Regions from separate parts of the Mus musculus genome. Here region 2 is linked to region 1. The links are chromatin contacts, found by Hi-C or POLR2A ChIA-PET in ENCODE. All regions are on one chromosome and are shown on one strand. Each heading gives the region's core, a stretch centred on a gene start or an enhancer-like site at or near the end of the contact. The rest is flanking DNA. Distances are from core to core; before and after follow the strand shown.

The links. Hi-C counts contacts between places; a loop is a spot of excess contacts on that map. ChIA-PET counts read pairs that join two places held with the same protein, here RNA polymerase II (POLR2A).
Region 2: a loop to region 1 is called in a map of heart, with 3 times the contacts of the local background. The contact joins the promoter of Rcsd1 here to the enhancer-like site in region 1. A Hi-C loop is called at or near these places in 7 of 37 maps with a recorded cell type or tissue (gastrocnemius and heart). POLR2A ChIA-PET finds 5 or more read pairs at or near these places in 2 of 5 experiments (both embryonic stem cell).

The regions. Positions count from the first base shown.
Region 1 is chr1:165,660,577-165,665,967 of GRCm38, forward strand. It overlaps Rcsd1 (RCSD domain containing 1), which reads right to left. Exons shown (of 7, transcript NM_178593.3): 2 at 4,373-4,474; 3 at 2,990-3,079. Among named protein-coding and RNA genes, the nearest start is that of n-TPcgg2, 21 kb to the left of the region's middle. Within about 2 kb of position 2,924, at least 2 of the 3 ENCODE cell types and tissues checked have a DNase peak (open chromatin) inside an H3K27ac peak, as active enhancers do; they include gastrocnemius and heart, where a contact is called at or near this core.
Region 2 is chr1:165,706,812-165,712,281 of GRCm38, forward strand. It overlaps Rcsd1 (RCSD domain containing 1), which reads right to left and starts at 1,283. Exons shown (of 7, transcript NM_178593.3): 1 at 1,080-1,283. The coding sequence starts at 1,085.

The DNA.
Region 1 (5,391 bases), core at 1,674-4,173:
CTGTCAGGATGTGGTGGCTAAGGCAAAGGATGCTGAGGCCTTCCCTTCAAGCTCTGGGTTGCCATTATCGCTGTGAGTCTCCCTCGTCAGACACTTTGCTGAGGCAGTCAGTCATGGACCCTTTTGTTTCTAGTGAGTGTCAAGATCCTCCTGTCCCAACTGGGAGGTTCTTAATTTCTGGTCTTCACAAGGGAATGGTGTTTTGGAAGTTTCAGCTTTAGAAACTACAGCAAAAATTTTGCTACCAAAGTTCACTTTAGGTGATATAATTTCAGTACTAGAGACCTAGCAGATGTCGGACTGCGGACCCTGTACTGATTTGACTACAAAACAGAATGAAGCCCCGTACAACTGCCAATGTAATTCACACCATGGACAGCAGATGGCAACATTTAGTTGATAATTTAATCACAGGCATCAGGCCAGTGGTGGGACTAAGTCAGTCAGTGGAGATGAACCAACGTGGTGTTCATACATTTTTATGTTTATGTGTATTGCTATACCATCCCAATAATGTATTATGATATAAGTTGTTGATCTGATAGTTTTGGATGGAGTGGTGTTCATGTCCTTTCAACACCCTGTCATTTGGTTTTCCCAGGTAAGGTAACTTGTCATTTTGCCTGTAGTCTGTAGGTGAAATTCTGGGGCTGACTCCACATCTCAGACACAGAATATATAGGAGTCCCAGCCATCCTACCCACCCCCATGTGTGAGCAACGTCTGTGCCTGTGGGATGTAGGTGCTCCTGTAGGCTGCACACACTACAAAGGCTTGTAACACCTCCATTTAGTCCTGCCAGGCAGGTGAACTGCACCCTCTTTCTGACAGAGGTCTCATTGTGACATCCTGGCCTGGAGCTTGCTATGTAGACCAGTCTGGTCTTGAATTAGCAATCCTCCGAAGTGCTGGCATCACTGTTGTGGTTCGTGATGCCCTACTCTGTAAATTTCAAGGCAAAAAGAAAGTGACTAACCCTGGGGGCAATGTTGTCATGAACACACAGCATCTCACTCCAGAATGGATTTTCAATCTAAAACCATTCTATCCCTTGGCCATTCCTCGAGTTTAACTTTTCAAGGAAAGCTCTAAATTTCTATTCTCATAAAGTCCCTGAAATGAAGTTGTATACTCTAGTCACTACAAACCCGACCCACTGCATCTGTTTTCGTTCCCATGAGCATCGCTTCTGCATCCCCCGCCCCCTCCACTGATGTTCTCGTTCTCATTTTACAAATAAGGTATTAGTGTGGAGCAATGAGTCCTCTTGGGGCAAGCCTAGGTTATCAGGGGACAGCTCAGATGGCCGCAGCCACAGCCCATTATACCACAGCAGAGGTGCCAAGCTCAGCAGGGAAGAGCTGCTAGGAGAAGTTGACCCTCAGTAAAGAGAAGTTGCTGGTCATAGCTTTGTCTGGGAACCCCATGAAGTCACAGCACCATGATGACAGCACTGGTGGGGACCCAACAAAAACACAGAGTTTCTTAAACTCAGCCCCTGGGATTTCTCACCTCACAAGACTACCCTTGTTCAGTGGAGGGGAAGTTATTCCCAGAGCAGGTGGACCCAGGACTCCGCACCTACTCAACGGGGGGGTAGCTGTGACTTCTCGGCCCTTTAAATGTTTCAGAATTTATTTTGGCTGAAAAAAAAAACCTTATGTGTACAGGTGCTTTGCCTGCATGTAACTCTGTGCACCGATGTCCAGAGAGGTTAAACGAAGACATCAGATTCCTTGGCACTGGAGTAACAGAACCCAGGTCCTCTGAAACAGCAGCCAGTGCTCTTAACCACTGAGCCATATCTAAGTACCAAGTTTACTGCTCTTTAATCACACTTATCTAGTATTAATTTGTTTGTTTATTGTGTGTGTGTGTATGTGTGTGTTGCACGTGTGTCACTGCATGCGTGTAGAGGTCAGAGAACACCCTTTGAGAGTGGGTTCTTTCCTTTTACCATGTGGTTACTAAAGACAGAACTCGGATTCAGGCCAATGAATGGACTTGATGGCACGTAAGCACCTTCACCTGCTGGGCCCTCTTGCTGGCCCGGGTTCTTTGCTTTTTGATGCACTTCTGCTTGTGAGCCCTGGGGCTGACAAAAGGCTCGAAAACCATTCATCTACATCAAACGTTTCACTTTGTAGGGGATAAAATGTCCCAAGTTCACAGGGGTACTCCGTGCCTTTTATGAGGATGCTGGTCCCAGAAAAGAAGGGAAGGGAAGAAGAGGGGCTAAGGTGGGACTTGGGAACTGAGCTGTTTGGCTTGTTTGCTCTATTTTGGGCTTGGCCTCTGCGGCCTGAAGACAACATGCAAATTGGTTTCTGGCAGGACCGTGACCGTGACCACAGCGAAGGTTCCCGGGCTGCTGGGTTGGGGCCTGCAGCAGCTACTCTAACAGCTACAATTAGATAAATAAGACTGGGCAGCATGAAGGCTGGGGCTCTATTACTGGCTATGATCTATAACACCAGAGCCTTCATTAGTCGGCAGCACTGGCTATTTATATCCGAGAGGCAGGAGGCCTCCTGTGTGCTCTGGGTTTCTTCCAGTGATGCAGAACAATGGCCAGCCTTTACAAAGGCTATGGAGAGGCCATGAACTTCTCCAGCACTGTAGCTCTCTGCCTCTGAGGACATGGCTTCTCTCCCCAAGGACCCTTCTACACCTCCTCTACCACCCTTAGACTTGGGGACTGAAAAATGGCTCTGGTACTTGACTGATCCCTTAAGGAGGCTTAAGGGAGAGCTAGCCTCCACAGTGAAAGACGCAGGAAGTATTAAGAGAGACTCTTTCCTGTACCGGAGGTGAAGCCACCCTTGTGGCAACGTCAAGGCCTGAAACTGTGATGCTTGCAGCTCTTTCCTGTTACAAGGAGGATGAAAACCCACCGGCAGCAGCCGTGCGCGTGCCCAGGGCGGCGGGCAGCAGCCGTGCGCATGCCCAGGGCAGCGGGCAGCAGCCGTGCTCCCAGGGCGGCACTTACCTCCTCACCGTTCTGGCCCAGCTCTACCTTGGGGGGAAACAGGGGGAGGGAGCAAGGTGGTTTCCTTCTTGTTGGCTTACTGGCTGGTGTCTAGAGGGAGAGTGACAGACGACACAGAGAGAAAAAGAGAGGCAGTGAATCAGGCAATAGGGAGGAGGAGGAAGGTGGAAACCAGTGTTAGGAATGGTTAGGGATGTCTGGGGAGGAAAGAATGGGCAGTGGGCCTGCCTGCATGTCTAAGGGACTGTCCTCCTGCTGCGCATCCGCAACCCTTGAGCCCCTCTGCCTTTCTATTCAGCAATAAGGTTCTCTTGTACTTGACCCTCACCCCCTCCAATCTGAGCCAAGCTTGCAAGATGACATCCGCATTTTGCCTTTTTGCTGAGAAGCAGAACTAGACCCTCAGATCAATGCCATCTCCTTTGCCCTTTAGTGCATTCCTCTTTAGAAATCATGGGCCACTTTTACCAGTGCAAAATCACATACCTAAAAGAACAAGGCAGCTGGGCTCCCGTGGGATCCAGGCAAACCCCTCCCCCACCTCGGGAACTCTTGCTGCCTTTGACTTTCCCAGATGCTATTTGACTCTCTCCCCCACCCCCCTATTTTGTTTTGTTTTGTTTTGTTTTTTGAGACAGGATTCATTCTCTGTGTAGCCCTGGCTATCCTGGAACTCATTCTGTAGACCGGGCCTCCAATCAGAGATCCTCCTGCCTCTGTCTCCTAAGTGTTGGGATTAAAGCTATGCACCACCCATTCCTGGCTGACCTTGAAGTCTTGGTTCTTCCTCTAACACTAGTGTGCGGCTGCTCCCCGCAGCTCACTTCTAATGGAAGCCACCCACTACACGAGACAATCCAGTACACCTGTCCGAAAGCATAACACTTATTAAATTATTAAACATTTTCTTCTTCAGCAGGATTCTTCTAGAATCTCCTAGTCCTGGGTCCCTTTTTTTTCCACATTCCTGGTTTCTTATTGAATGTGATTCCTTCGAAATTCTCAGTTCCGGATCTGATGCGGGGGGGGGGGGTGGGGGGGGTGGGGGGGGTTGGGGGGGGGTCTTGCCTATCTTCTGCTTCCTAGGCTAGAAGCAGGGGCTGGGTGTGCAGAGACTTCTTTACTCTGAACCAATCCAGGCTGGGCAAAGGGGAACACTGCCCACCTGTGTCAGTGGAAGATCAAGATGAAAGGGAATCCGTACTGTCTGGCTGTCACCCCTCCTCACCACAGTGGGAGCCTTACTCCAGGAGGGCAAGACTCTGCCTAAGCCAGGAAGGCAAATTTTGCCCTCTTTCTCCTCAGTGAGGCTACTCCTTCCTCCAGCTCCTTCCCCCCCAACTCCCCCCCCCCCAAGAGGATGCCCGAAGCATCCAGACTCACCTCCCTGGCCACAGCTGCATGCTCCCGAAAGCGCCCAGCCAGCTGGGCCACTGAAGGCTGCGCTGAGCTGTCAACATTGGAGTTGGTCTCTGAGGGTCTTTCCTGGCAAACAAAGGAGACATAAATGGTGATCAGCAAGGTCACCTGGGGTGTCATGAGAGGCACCTGTTTTGTGGTCCTGACAGGAATTCAATGACAAGATATTTTTAACAGCATTTTGCAACTAGCTCTCATACTCAAGATTGAAAAAACAACAAATACTAGGCTGGAGAGATGGCTCAGTGGTTAAGAGAACTGACTGTTCTTCCAAAAGTCAAGAGTTCAAATCCCAACAACCACATGGTGGCTCATAACCATCTGTAATGAGATCTGATGCCTTCTTCTGGTGTATCTGAAGACAGCTACAGTGTACTTATATAAAATAAATAAATCTTAAAAACAACAACTACTACTACTACTATACTATACACACAAACTAATCAGTCACCCCACATTTAGTAAGTAGCTACAATGTATTGGGGTTCTGAGAGACAAACAAACAAAGGCTTGTCAGCAGTCAGGGCAAGGTCTCTCACTCTGCAAAGAGTCCCCCAGACATGGGAAATATCAACAATAGTTTGCAAACCCCCTTCCCCTGCTTAATGACTCTGAAAAATGAGGGTGGTGTGGGAATGCAAATGCCATCGAAGCCAGGGTCTTTGTAGGAACTGGACAGAGGCTTTGGTTTTCTAGATTTTTCCCATCCAAATGTCCATGATTTTGTTTTCCCTGCTTACTGATTGCATTGGGCAAAATAGTGACCATTTATTACATTAGTGAGTGACTGAGAAGCTGAAGCAGACAGGATGAGGAGGGGGCCGCTGGGACTCAACCAGAGACTCGCTCTGCCTCTCATTGACACAGCAGTCTGAGCCTTGGCAGGGTGATGCCGGTGTCTCTCCTTGGGCTGCTCTGAGTCTGGTGAGTGGCTCTATTATTACAGCAGGCCAGGGGCAAGGAGCAGGCTTGCAGTCACTGTG
Region 2 (5,470 bases), core at 33-2,532, 45 kb after region 1:
TTGCTATTGTTCTTTTAGAGCAGACAGTGAAGCTCAGAAGAGATGAGCGGACTCAAGCCTGGAAGGGATTGAACTTCTGTGCCCGGGATCTCCGCAGACCTTGGGCTAAGGAGGAGCTCTTTCCTTTTGAGTGGGAGGAGGAATCACCTTTAGGCCTGTGGGTTTTCATCTCCTTTTTTCCTCTTTGAAAATCCCAGGTCCTACTGAGATTGATTAGAATACAATAAAAGGTCACAGTTTCTTTTTCTTTCTTTGAGTGTGTGACCCTGGGAGTTGAACCTGGGGCTTTGCCAATGCTGTGCCTCTGAGTTCACCTGCAGCTGGTCTGGGTTTGAAGGGAAACATTTCTTTGGAAATCTATAGACCTGGAGGAGGAAGCTAGATGAACTAGCTGGATGGAAAGTAGTGGCCAGTATTCTCCACTGAGGTTGGAGAAGCGCAGAGAAAGTCTGGGACTCGCCCCTGCAAACCTCTCAGATACGGCTACCACACCCCAAGGTGCACACAACCTCAGGAGGCAGGGCATCTTGGAGAGCCTCTAATATCTCAGAAATAAGTTTATCTGATCGGCGGCAAGGGAGCTTTTCAGAAAGTTTTGAAAGAAGATGTGACAGAAACAAGGGGCATCAGAAGTAAGAGAACAACTGGTCGGAAAAGCCACACTGCAATCAAAACGGGAAGCCATGCGGGCAGAGTCCCGGCTTCAACTGCCAACTCTGTTTCTCAATGCCTGAGTCAGGGTTGCTGGAGTTTTGTTTTGGGGTTCTTGGTTCACACCTTTATCCGTTTATGACTTTAGTTGTACCTAAGTTTTATTTTCTAAACCCCCCCCCCAAAGCACGTATGTGCACAGTCAGAATACCTGAACCCCTACAAAGGCCCCTCCTTCGCCTGAAGTCCTTTCCTGACAAGCCCACGCCTGCCCACAGGGGTCTCCGAGGAGCAAGGACCAGCCTTTCTCAACTTGGCCTACGCGACCTTTCGGCTGCGTGCTCCCTGCTGAGAGCAGGAACGGCGACCTGGGCAGGAGCGCTCTGACCTCCCTCTCCCCCAGGCCCGTGTCCCCGCCGGTCTTTTACCTCCATGTCCTCCAGGTAGTCTTCCTCCGGCTGCGGATACGCCCGCTCTCTCGGGTTAAGAGCCCACGATCCCCGCTGTCCCCTCGGCTCCCAGCCCGGGTCACTTTCGGGGCTGTAGCGGGCACAGGGCGAGTGGGCGGCGGCGCGCGCCTGGCTGCACTCGGCTGCGGGACTGCCCCAGCTGGGGGCCCTGCGCCAGAGAACGAGGAAGGAGGAGGAGGAGGGAGGGAGGGACCGAGGGACGCAGGAGGAGGGGAGGGGAGTGGAGGGGAGCAGAGAGGGAGGCCGGATCGGGGTTTAAATTTAGACACAAATCTAAACAGATACTGTCCCTCCCAAGGCAGGACTCAAGAGCCCGAGCCGCCACGACTCCATTAATCTGCCCAAACATGGGCTGGGCAGCGCCGCGCCCCCTTTCTCGCGGAAGTTTCTCAGGACCCTGGGCTTTGCACTTTTTTCAGACCACCTCAACTCTCCCTCTTTTAGCCTGCCTTCTTTACTTTCCTTGTGCCTCAAATTAGAATTGCCTTTTCATCCTTTTTCTCTTTGCCATTTCCTTCTTTTCATACCAATTTTCCCAGCCTCCGTTCCTCCTCCTTCTCCCTCCCCCTCCCCCCATCCTCTCCTGTATTACTTAACCTAATACCTGGCCTTCCTGTGTTCAGTAGCCTTAGCTTTGATACCTCTTTTCCTGGATTCCATTTGCAGGAAACAATTATCAGTCTGTCCATCTATTATCTATCTGTGTATGAAGAAGGAGAGGAATCCAAGCAAAGTTTCCCCAAGTTTCCTGCCGCATGCAGCAGGCTACTCTTCTCCTCTGCTCTGATGCATGCAGCTTAGGGGGTTGTGGGAATATCTGCTTCGACATGCTGCTTGCTAAAGGACCTTTTTCCCATTCCTATTAAATATAGCAAAGGGCACGGTCCTAAACATCCAATTCACATAAGGCCCCCGCTTAGTAACTCTCCCCAGGGAATGTCGGTTTAAGGCTGCGTGGGAGGGATGTAGGGACTTGAATCTGTGCCGAGGCCATTGTCTGCTGCTACTGGGTTATAGCTCTGGGTGTCTCTTCAGGGTCCCATTTCTTCAGGGAATTGGCTGATAAGGATGCCTGTGTGTCTTCTTACAGCATCCTTCAACTTTGTACTCCAAACCCAGACCTGCTATGCAAGGGAGAGAGAGAGCCAACACATTGGTGGACCATAGCACAGGGCATTGGTGCTGCCCCTGTGCAAAGAGCCCAAGAGAAACCACTACCACAAACCAGCAGAGAACTCACCCACATTGCAAAGGCTGCCCCGACTGCTTCTCATCACAGTTGGTCTATAGATCTTGACGTCACAGGCCTTCTAAATCTTACCTTGTAAACCATGAAGTCAGGGCAGCCTCTGTTCATTGAACTCAGCAGCATATAGGGGCAAGACCTCTGCTTCAGAAGCAGGCAGAGGGTGAGATTCTAGTCCGATGCTTTCTAGATGAGTTCCTTTAGAAAAGCCTCTTATCTGATCTTCATTTTCTGCATCTTCTCAGGGTGGTAGATGCTTGGAAAGAGCAGCTATTTTAAAAGCATGTAGCTTCATTACATAGTTCAGATGGACAAGAGCCCCATAATCCTTTTATTTAAGAGTCAGGGATTCTGGATTCCAACGAAAGAGTCCCCTGATTCTATCTACACAGCTGCAAGCAGATTCTAGAAAAGAGATGATGGAAGCAAGAAAGGAATGTCCTGCTGATCTTGAAGTTCTGATCCCCTTGCCTTGGCTCCCTGATGACAGGAGTGTGCCTTCAGGTCAGGCTGACTTCCCCCTTTTTCTTAGAGCTAGGTGTTCCTTTCCACTCAAAGACAGCAGCATGAGTCTTTAAGGCTCTACAAGCAGGCGGGCGGAAGTATCTACCCAGAAGAAACCGTTGGGCCCAGATAATACCGCAGCCACCAAGGTGAGGTGCAGCTGCTCTCCTGCCCCTCCCTCCTCAGGCAGGGCCTCCCTAGGCTGAGAACAGATGATTCACAGAGACAAGACCACAGCCCCTCCACGTTCCTGGGAACAAGTGCAAAGCATGCTGAACCAGAGCTCTTTGCCTCCATCAGGGCCCTTCTCCCAGAGAAGGAGTAAAGCAGAATACAGAAACCCAGAGCTGTGCTCAGCAATCCTGAGTATGTGTGGGATGTATTCTTCTGTTATCCTCCCTCCCACCTCTGTAGAGGATCACCAGAAACCAAAGTGGAGGCAGGCAAACTCATACATACCCAGCTCTTCTGACAACCAAGGGGAAGAGAAAGTGGCTGTCTCAGTTCCCCCTCTCTCCACTCTCCAGGGTCTAGCCTGCTCAACCTGGGTTTTCCATTTACACAGTCTAAAAATCTAAACCAGCTAAACAAGAAACAGAGGCAAGACTATGGATCACCGGCAATGCAGCTTGGGCCAGCAAAGGGCAGGAGAGGAGACGCCATGTATGCAGGCAGCCCTTACACACAGGCTGTCAATAAATGTTGGATGAACGACTATGTGGAAAGCTGAAAGAAGAGCAGACGAGCAGAATCTGTACATGGGAAGGAAAGTCAGAGTCACTCAACAATCACATTGGCACCAACTCTAGGTCCTAGGGGAGAAAGGACTTTGTGGAAGAGACCATCAAAAGCCATAAGTGGTATCTGAATAAATTGATTGGATGCAGAACTTTCAGAGGCGCCAATAGCTACCTCTTTGTAAATGGCCTTCTAGTGCTGCTGATCACTTATTTTAATTGATTAACAAACCTGATGTAGCATTTGTGTTCTAGTTTCATTTCTGTCACTGTAATAAAATACCCCAACCAAAAGCAACATAGAGGAGATGGGGAGTTATTGGCTTATCATTCCAGTTTACAACCCATTTATTTGGGAAAAATCAAGGCAGGACCTTAAAATAACATATCCATAGTTCAGAGCAGAGAATAAACACACAGTTCTTTAGTGCACGCTCTGCTAGCTTTCATCAGGCCCAGCCAAGGGAATGGTGTTGCCCACAGTGGGTTAGGTCAGTTAACAATCAAGACAAGCCCTTAACTCCCACAGGCCAACCCTAGCCAAATAATTCTGCCTTAAACTAATTTTAGGTTGTGTCAAGTTGACGGTTAACACTACACAGCGTAGTCTGTCTGTGTCCCAGGCTTGCCTCAGAGCTTCTCAGTACTGTGATCACAGGTGTGCACCAGCACTCCTGGCTCGATTTTAATATTTAGAGCAGGAAGAAAATGTTCTATAGTGACTATAAATACTAACTAAAGCATACATACAGTTGACCCACAGTGAATGGTTCCAGGAATACCGGCCCTACCTTCCACAGGTACCCAAACCTGTGGTACTCAAGTATTTTGTATATAATGGCATGATACTTGCATATAGCTATGCACAGAGCTCTGTATATTTTAATCATCTCTAGCTTACTTAACTCTTAAAGATTCACATTTATTTGTTCTCTCTCTCTCTCTCTCTCTCTCTCTCTCTCTCTCTCTCTCTGTGTGTGTGTGTGTGTGTGTGTGAGACCACACATATCACACAGCCCATATATGGAGGTCAGATTCAACTTCTGAAAGTTGGTTCTCTCTGTCCACTGTGTGGGTTCAGAGGGTCACACTCAGGTCATCATGCTTGGTGGCAATTAAACCTTTACCCACTGAGCCATCTTCCTGGCCTCAGATTACTTTCAATATCTATGGTAATGTAAATGCTGTGCCCAGCATAAATTGTGTTATTTGGGAATAAGGAGAAAGCAAAAATCTGTATGAGATCAGTAGAAGTATATATTTTTTTCCTGAGTATTTTTTGAATCCATGGATATAGAATCACAATTACAAAGAGCAGTTGATTGTCTATACTTCAGGCCTAAATCCTGGGGCTGTGATAAGATAGACAGGACATCTAAAAATCCCTGATTCATTCTACCACCAAGAAGGATGGGGGGCGGGAATTCACAAGGAAGGCTTTCAACCAAGCATTCCTGTGGTGATCAGTAGATTGGCCTCATTGGGAAATCATCAATAATGTCAAGGAAGGTAGGAATCAGTCTCCTCACTGTAGTGGTGTACACCTCTAATCCTAACACTCAGGCGGCAGAGACAGACAGATATCTGTGAGTTCCAGGCCAGCCAGAACTACATAGAGAAATCTGTCTTAAAAACAAACCAACTTGCAAAAGTAGAGGGCTACCATGAACCCTGCGGTACTGAGGGAGCACACACGTGGGGCTCGTGGTTTTCAGTCTATAGAAATGATTGTAGTGATAGATGTAAGTCTGTGTATTTCCTCCTTTGATACCCTTGGCTGGCCCAGGAGCAATGCACACAGTAACAGCGACACACAACCCTATACCTTTGTTTCTGACCATTCTTCACTAGAAGAACAGATG